Linked DNA regions of Homo sapiens: region 1 is linked to region 2. Evidence: read pairs that join two places in POLR2A ChIA-PET (ENCODE). Cell type or tissue: GM12878. All regions are shown on one strand. Links, peaks and the distances in the headings refer to the core of each region. The heading gives the core; the rest is flanking DNA.

Evidence for each region. ChIA-PET counts read pairs that join two places held together with the same protein. Peaks named below come from ENCODE experiments on the same cell type or tissue, not always from the same donor. Only the 100,000 strongest peaks of a DNase experiment are listed, where the experiment ranks them.
Region 1: POLR2A ChIA-PET joins it to region 2 with 5 read pairs; 2 of 35 experiments call an interaction of 5 or more read pairs at or near these places.

The regions. Positions count from the first base shown.
Region 1 is chr2:119,276,645-119,281,039 of GRCh38, reverse strand. No RefSeq gene overlaps it. Among named protein-coding and RNA genes, the nearest start is that of STEAP3-AS1, 30 kb to the right of the region's middle. In GM12878, for the core only: no CTCF peak of the experiment used is centred there; no DNase peak of the experiment used is centred there.
Region 2 is chr2:119,353,262-119,357,656 of GRCh38, reverse strand. All of the region lies in intron 1 of C2orf76 (chromosome 2 open reading frame 76), which reads left to right. Among named protein-coding and RNA genes, the nearest start is that of C2orf76, 11 kb to the left of the region's middle. In GM12878, for the core only: no CTCF peak of the experiment used is centred there; a DNase peak (open chromatin) is centred at 1,695; H3K4me3 peaks cover 1,405 bases; H3K27ac peaks cover 2,322 bases.

The DNA.
Region 1 (4,395 bases), core at 153-4,152, 77 kb after region 2:
CTGAGGCAAGAGGAGGTTAAATCGGGTTAGGAAGTAGTAGAAGTGGTGCTGAAACCCTGGCAGTGTGGCTCCAGATTTTGTGTTCCTTTTTTTTTTTTTACCATTTTTTTTTAGAGATAGCGTCTTGCTGTCAGCCAGGCCGGAGTGCTGTGGTGCAATCATGGCTCACTGCAGCCTTGACCTCCTGGACTCAAGTGATCCTCTCAACTCAGCCTCCTGAGAAGCTGGAACTACAGTTGTGCACTACCAGCTTGAGTAATATTTTAAAAAAATTTTTTGTAGAGATGGGGTCTCACTATGTTGCCCAAGCTGGTCTTGAACCCCTGGACTCCAGTGATCCTCCTGCCTCCCGGATTCCTGTGATTACAGGCCTGAGTCCCCATGTCTGGCCTGGATTTTGTGTTTTTAACCTCTGTGCTATGCTGCCTCTCCATAGGGAACATTAAAAATTAATGTTTTCAGGCCGGGCGCCGTGGCTCACGCATGTAATCCTAGCACTTTGGGAGGCCAAGGCAGGTGGATCACCTGAGGTCTGGAGTTCGAGATCAGTCTGGCCAACATGGTGAAACCCCATCTCTACTAAAAATACAAAAATTAGCCAGGTGTGGTGGTGGGCGCCTGTAATTCCAGCTACTCCAGAGGCTGAGGCAGGAGAATCGCTTGAACCCGGGAGGTGGAGTTTGCAGTGAGCTGAGATCGCACCATTGCACTCCAGCTTGGGAGACAGAGCGAGACTCCGTCTCCAAACAAACAAACAAACAAACAAACAAACAAACATTTTCAGGGAAAACAAGTGAGTAGATTTGAAGGAAACGTTGATATAAAGAAATGAGGTCCAAGCCTGGGTGGAAATGGCAGATATGGTGGAGGTGAACGGAAATGGATGCAGCGGCTGGCCACACTGGCAGATACAAGGAAGAAGGAGCTAGTGGATTAAGCACTTACTTGACCTCAGACACGGCACACTCCTCAACAGGGTCTCTGGAGCCTCAGCTAAACATTCCCGCGGGTTGATTCTGTAGTAGAGATACCTTGCCGGAACAGATGTATTTGTAGTAATACACACATGCACACACATATACTGCTGCTTTTGCTATTAGGTACCAGTCCTTTCCTTTCACCTTGGTGTCAGCCATAGGGTGGTTTTCAGCTCTGCTCAGAGATAAGCTGAGGAACTCCTCCAGGCCCTACGGATGGGGGTGGTGCTGGGCAGGGAGTCAAGGCCAGGCTACTCCTGAGGCCAAGCAAGGTCTTAACCAAGTATTGAAAAGTGACCTCAGGCCAGGTGCAGTGGCGCAGGCCTGTAATCCCAGCACTTTGGGAGGCCCAGGCAGGCGGATCACCTGAGGTCAGGAATTTGAGACCAGCCTGGCTAACATGGAGAAACCCCGTCTCTACTAAAAATACAAAAATCAGCCAGGCATGGTGGTGGGCACCTATAATCCCAGCTACTCAGGAGGCTGAGGCAGGAGAATCACTTGGACCTGGGAGGTGGAGGTTGCAGTGAGCTGAGATTGTGCCACTGCACTCCAGCCTGGGTGACAAGAGTGAGACTTTGTCTCAAAAAAAAAAAAAAAAAAAAAAAAGAGAAAAGTGACCTCAGTCTTCCTACTCAAAAAGGAAAGTGCTAGGTTCAAACATGACTGGACCATGATTCTCAAACTTCAGGGTTTACATAATGAAGAATTTAAATCTTAGAGATTGATTTGGATTTGGCAGCTCTTTATTTTACTAAGTATGGACATTAAAAACCAAACCACAGTTCCCTAAACAAAGTCCGACCACTGTCTATCATCACTATCAATACGTAAATGAAAGGAGATCCTAACACAGAAACATAGGGAGGAAATAAACTCCGAATAACCCGTGTGCGTGTGCATGTTTGCATGCATGTGCATATCACATTGCTTAAGATGATGAAAACTTCTCTGGGGAACAACATTGGCAGTATTGGGAACCACCGGCCTGGAGTGCCTGTCTGCTGTTTTTGCTGTCTCCTGTTGGCTGCCTTAACTATCTTAATTTAAAAATTACCTCCCTCAAGTCATACCAACAAGGTATTTCCTGGTTATCCTGAAATGGAAGGTCCTGATTATGGATTGTCCTGGCTCTTACTCTCTGCAGATTTTTTTTTTTTTACTTTAAATTCTGGGATACATGTGTAGAATGTGCAGGTTTATAGGTATACATGTGCCATGGTGGTTTGCCGCATCTATCAACCTGTCATCTGGGTTTTAAGCCCTGCATTCACTAGGTATTCATCCTAATGCTCTCCCTCCCCTTGCCCCCAACTCCTGACAGGCCCCAGTGTGTGATGTTCCCCTCCCTGTGTCCATGTGTTCTCATTGTTCAGCTCCCACTTATGAGTGAGAACATGTGGTGTTTGGTTTTCTGCTTTTGCGTTAGTTTACTGAGGATAATGGCTTCCAGCTTCATCCATGTCCCTGCAAAGGACATGGACTCATTCTTTTTCATGGCTGCATAGTATCCCATGGTGTATATGTGCCACATTTTCTTTATCCAGTGTATCATTGATGGACCTTTGGGTTGGTTCCAAGTCTTTGCTATTGTAAATAGTGCTCTCTGCAGATTTGTAAAAAGCCATTTCCCACTTGGCCCCATCACCAGTGGCGTAGAAAGTCCCAGGAGGCTGTGAACTTTGAGAGGACAGCCATGGTGTCTGCTCACTGCCCTATCCTAGGACCTAGCACAGGGCCTGGCGTAGGGCGGGCACACAATACCTATTTGTTGCATAACTGAATGAATGAACAGATGAATTGCTGATGAAAAAGAGAATTCAATTTTTAATTTGTATTCTTAGTGTGCAGATCTGATAAAGTCTTCATATAAAACACATTTGTGAATCATGAAACATGATAATCAAAAGTATACTGTGAACCTACCACACGACCTAGGAAGAAAACTTGGGTCTAGCTCCCCTATCCCATGCTCCTTGCTTCCCTAGAAATAAAAACCAGCTTGAATTTTGGGTTTATCATTCCCCTGCTTTTTTAAAGAATAGTTTTAAAAATCACGGGTCTACTTATTCCTAAACAATATTGTTTAATTTTTGCTGATTTCTGAGCATTATAAAAATGTTATCGTGGTATACAGTCTATCCTAAATTTTGCGTTTGCCAGCCTTGCTTCCTTAAAATATAGTTTCAAAAATCACATATGTATGTATTCCTAAATAATACACTGTTTCATTTTTGCTTGGTTTCTAAGGCTTATAAAAATGGTATCATATAGCATGTAGGTTTTTGATACTTGTTTTTTTCCCTGTCCATAATCATGTCTCTAAGTTTCACTGGAAGAATAGGTAATTTATTTTCATTGCTGAATAACAGGCCATCATCTGAATAGCACAATTTATTCATGCCCTCCTGTCAATGGAGTTTGGGGCAATTATGAACAATACTGAAATCAACACTCTTTTAAACAAATTTAGTTGCTAAAAAAGAAACCATTATGGCCAGGCGCGGTGGCTTATGCCTGTAATCCTAGCATTTTGGGAGGCCAAGGCAGGCTGATCACTTGAGGTCAGGAGTTTGAGACCAGCCTGGCTGACATGGTGAAACCCCATCTCTACTAAGAATACCAAAATCATCCAGGTATGGTAGTGGGCGCCTGTAGTCCCAGCTACTCCGAAGGCTGAGGCAGGAGAATCGCTTGAACCTAGGAGGTTCAGTGAGCCGAGATCGCGCCATTGCACTCTAGCCTGGGCGACAGAGTGACACTCCATCTCAAAAACAAAAACAAAAAACAAGCCAAAACCAAAACCAAAAAACACCGTTATACATATACGTGTATATATAGCATAAGACAAAATGAGAGGTTAACGAAATTACAAGATAAACACCTTTAAACATCCCCACATAAAGGAAGCTGACTCTGACCCCATAAGCCTGCCAGGCTCACTTTCCCAAATGCAATGCCACGCCCCTCCTCCAAGAGTAAACGCCAGCCTGGCTTTTGTGCTCATTGCCTCTTTTCTTTGCAGTTGTGCTCCCCATTACTGAATACCACAGATGAGCTGTGCCTTCCTCCCCTCCCCTCCCTTCCCTTTGCTTTTATGTCAAAATATTAGGCTGTCGTTTTCACCCGTGTGTTTCTCTGGCATGCTTTTATCGTCTGCAGGGATGTTATTCTACTTTTTATTTTTTCTTTGAATAACCGTGTGGGATTTGACTTCAATCCTTTTCTGCTACTTATGTTTACATAATATTAGATTTCCTGAACTTTTTGAAAGGAGGTATAATTTAAGGGTTTTTCTCATTTCACAATGGTAGAGCACTCTCTTCTGTTGTTTTTGTTCAGTATTTTAAAAATAGGGCACCTCACTTCCTGAGAACTTCCATTCCGTTCTCCCCTACTGTAGTCTGGGTTCTCTTTT
Region 2 (4,395 bases), core at 155-4,154:
GAAAGCATTCAGTCTTTCATTATGAAGTCTAACGTTAGCTCTAGTTTTTTTTTTTTTTTGGTTTGTTTTTTGTAGATGCTCTTTATCAAATTGAGATGTTCCCCTCTTTTCTTGTTTTTCTGAGAGTCCTTATTGTCAGTGGATGTTGAGTCTCCATTGAAGTTTGTCAGGTGCCTTTTCTGTATCACTTGATGTGATCATGTGATTTTTCTTTAGGTTGTTAATTTGGTGGATTACATTGATTGCTTTTCAAATATTAAACTAACCTTGCTTCTCTGGAAAAAACCACTTGGTCAGGGTGTATAATTATTTTTATGTATTGCTAAATTCTATTTGCTAATGTCTTACTAAGGATTTTCATGTCTATATTCATAAGGGATATTGGTCTGTTGTTGTCTTTTTTTTAGTAATGGCTTTGTCTGGCTTTATTGTGGAAAAACTAGCTGCATAAAGTGAATTAGGAAATGTTCCTTTTCCATTTTCTGAAAGAGGTTGTGTACAATTGATGTTAATTCTTCTTTAAATGTTTTGTAGAGTTCTCTAGTGAAACCTTCTAGGACTGGAGATTTCTTTTCTTTTCTCCTTCCTTCCTTCCTTCCTTTTTTCCAGGCACCTCATCAGGTTCTTATAGAGATTTCTTTCTTGGGAGTTCTTAAATTATGAATTTAATTTCCTTAATAGTTATAGGGCTATTCATATTGTTTATTTCATATTGGTGAGTGGTGGTAGTTTTAGTTTTTTAAGAAATTGGTCCATTTTGTCTGTGCTGTGAAATGTATGTATGTAATTAGTTCATAGTATTCCCTTATTATCCTTTCGCTATTTGCAGAGCCTGTAATGATATCCTCCATTTCATTCCCAATATTGGTTATTTGTGCCTTCTTTTTTTTTTCCCTAGCTGGTCTTGCTCAAGATTCATCAGTGTTTAAAAAATCTTTTCAAAAAACCACCTCTTTTTTCATGGATTTTCTATTGTTTTTCTGTTTTCAATTGTATTGATTTCCACTCATTATTATTTCTTTCCTTCTGCTTGCTTTGGGTTTGTTTTGCTCTTGATTTTCTAGGTTCTTGAGGTGGGAGCTTAGATTATTGACTTGAGACTTTTTCTCATTTAATTTATGCATTTATACATTTTCCTCTTCACAGTGCTATACATTTTCCTCTTCACAGTGCTATACATTTTCCTCTTCACAGTGCTTTAACTGTGTCCCACTTTCATTCAGTTCAGTGTATTTTTAGTTTCCTTTTTTTTTTTTTTTTGAGACAGAGTCTCGCTCTGTCACCCAGGCTGGAGAACAGTGATCTCAGCTCACTGCAACCTCTCCCTCCTGGGTTCAAGCGATTCTCCTGCTTCAGTCTCCTGAGAAGCTGGGATTACAGTGCCTGCCATCAAGCCCAGCTGATTTTTGTATTTTTAGTAGAGTTGGGGTTTCATCATGTTGGCTAGTCTGGTCTGGAACTCCTGACCTCAAGTGATCTGCCCACCTCAGCCTCCCAAAGTGCTGGGATTACAACTGAGAGCCACCGAACCTGGCCTTTGTTTCCTTTGAGACTTCGTCTTTGGTCCAGGGCTTGTTTAGTAGTCTGTTGCTTAGTTTCCAAGTGTTTGAAGACTTTCCTGGTAGGTTCCTGTTTCTGATTTCTAATTTGATTCCACTGTGGTCAGAGAACACATTGTTTAATTTCACTTCTTCAGACTCGTCATGGTTTTTTCCTGTGGTGCAGGATGTGGACGTCTTGGCATCTATGTTGTGGATACTTGAAAAGTATGTGTATTTTGCAGTCATTAGTGGGGTGTTCTATAAATGTCCATTACATCCTGTTCGGTGGATGGTGTTGTAGAGTAGCAGTCCTCAACCTTTTTGGCACCAGGGACCGGTTTCATGGAAGACAGTTTTTTCATGGATGGGGTGGTAGGGGGATGGTTTTGGGTTGAAACTGTCCCATCTGAGATCATCAGGCATTAGATTCTCATAAGGAGCATGCAACCTAGATCCCTCATATGCTCAGTTCACAATAGGGTTCACGCTCCTATGAGAATCTAATGCCACCACTGAGAGGAGGAGTTTATTCCATTCCTCCTCCCTATAGGTCCCACAGGGGCAATCAGAGTAGCTCAGTTGCTACTGCATGTGCAGTGGGTTTATGTCACAGCTGTAGAACCCCAGGTTTAGGTAAATCAAATTCTTTATAAAGGGCTGCAAGCAAACCTGCCCAGCCTTACCCTGGAGTGAGATGTCTTCATGCTACTGGACAGTCTGGTGGGAGATACTGTCTCTGTCTTTCTAAGCTGTTCGCTATGTACATATCCTTGAAAGATAGTTCAGAATGAAAGCAGCCAGCCCCTCTGCTTCTAAGACACGCAGACGTGTGAGAGACCCATGGAGAAATGTCTCCCAACACACAGTACAAGGATTAATATTCTCACTGATGGTTGCAAATCAAGAAAAATAGAATTTATACCCAGTATACCTTGTTTAAGAAAGTGTATGAAATATTCTTTCTAAATGGTTAAGTCTCCAACCCTTGGGAAAACTCAACTGTCCAGAATGGTTTATGGAGAGTCTTGCATATCTTGAGCAGAGAAAACGAATTATGGTTTTGTGTATTTGCTCCAGATTCAAGGTCATAATGGCAGGTCTGAGGAATTGTAGATGTTGATTTGTCAGTGGGTGGTGTATTCTAGATGTGAACAGTAATCAAGGATATATTTATTTGGAACTGATTATGGTTCTTCCTCAGGGAAGGTCAGCTGCTAATGTCATTATGCAGTAAAGCAGTTACAGCATGGAGAAGCATGTGCCAGTCAGCAGATTAGCTAAAATTTATCTTGTACCTATTGTGTTACCTAAACCCCTAGAGGTGGAAGATTTTATTTTTTTGACCTATCTAAAAAATGGCTGAGGTTGAAGACTTTGAAATCATTTATAAATGAATATGTTGAAAATATCTTTCTCAAAAGTTCTGTCAGTGAAAGATGATTTAACCAACTCTTCTAGAATAATGGTGCTTTCATTTGTATTATGCAGCTAAACAACAACAAAAAAATGCCAAGAAGTTTTCAAATGTTATTTAACCCTCATATAGTCCTAGTTTATAAATGTAGGGTTTTTTAAAAAAAATTTTTATATTTTGAGACAGAGCCTCACACTGTCTCCCAGGCTGGAGTGCAGTGGTGCGATCCTGTCTCACTGCAACCTCCACCTCCTGGTTCAGGCGATTCTCGTGCCTCAACCTCCCAGTAGCTGGGCTTACAGGAGCGTGCCACCACGCCCGGCTAATATTTTTCTGTATTTTTAGTAGAGACGGGGTTTCACCATGTTGGCCAGGCTGGTCTCGAACTCCTGACCTCAAGTGATCCGTCAGTGATCTGCCTTCCTCAGCCTCTCAAAGTGCTGGGATTACAAGCGTGAGCTACCGTGCCCTGCCATTAATGTAGTTTATAAATGCTGAGTTTCATATTTTAAAAAAATATGCTTTTGAAAAAATTTAAAGCAGATTCTTTAATTGACACGTAATTGTACATATTTGGGGAGCACAATTTGATGTTTCAATACATATATAAGTTGTAGAATGAGCAAATCAGGGTATTTAGTGTGACCATTGCCTCATGCATTTATCTCTTTGTGGTGAGGATATTTAAAAATCTCTCTTCTAGCTATTTTGTAATGTACTGTTAACCATAGAACGCCAGAACTGATTCCTCCTATTTAATTTCAACTGTACCTTCAACCAGCCTCTCCCAATCCTTTTCCCACCCTTTCTCCAGTCTGTCCTAAAAAGAAAATTCTTGGGGCTGGGCGTGGTGGCTCACAGCTGTAATCCCAGCACTTTGGAAGGTTGAGGCGGGCGGATCACCTAAGATCAGGAGTTCGAGACTAGCCTGCTCAACATGGTGAAACCCCATCTCTACTAAAACTACAAAAATTAGCCAGGCGTGGCAGCGTGTGCCCGTAGTCCCAGCTACTCTGGAGGCTGCGCAGGAGAATCACTTGAACATGGGAGGCAGAGGTTGCAGTGAGCTGAGATCGCATCACTGCACTCCAGCCTGGGTGACAGAGCAAGACTCCAGCGAGACTCTCAAAAAAAAAAAAAAAAAAGAAAATTCTTGTTACCTTTTTTCTTTTTATTATAATGTCCAGCTCTTGATATTTCATTGTTACCGAAATCTATTTTTAGAAGAAAATTTCGTTCTCCATCCAAGAGTTAAAATTATGCTTTTGAAGTAGGCCAGAGTAGATTAAAATGCAATTAACATTTTACTTTTAGTCATAGTCCTAAGTGTGAATTAATTTTAATTTGTCATTCTTCTAAACTTAAACTGAAATTAATATAAAGTTATTAATTTGCCAAGGTTAAATTTTCTGTAAATGGTGAGCATTTATCATTCATCTA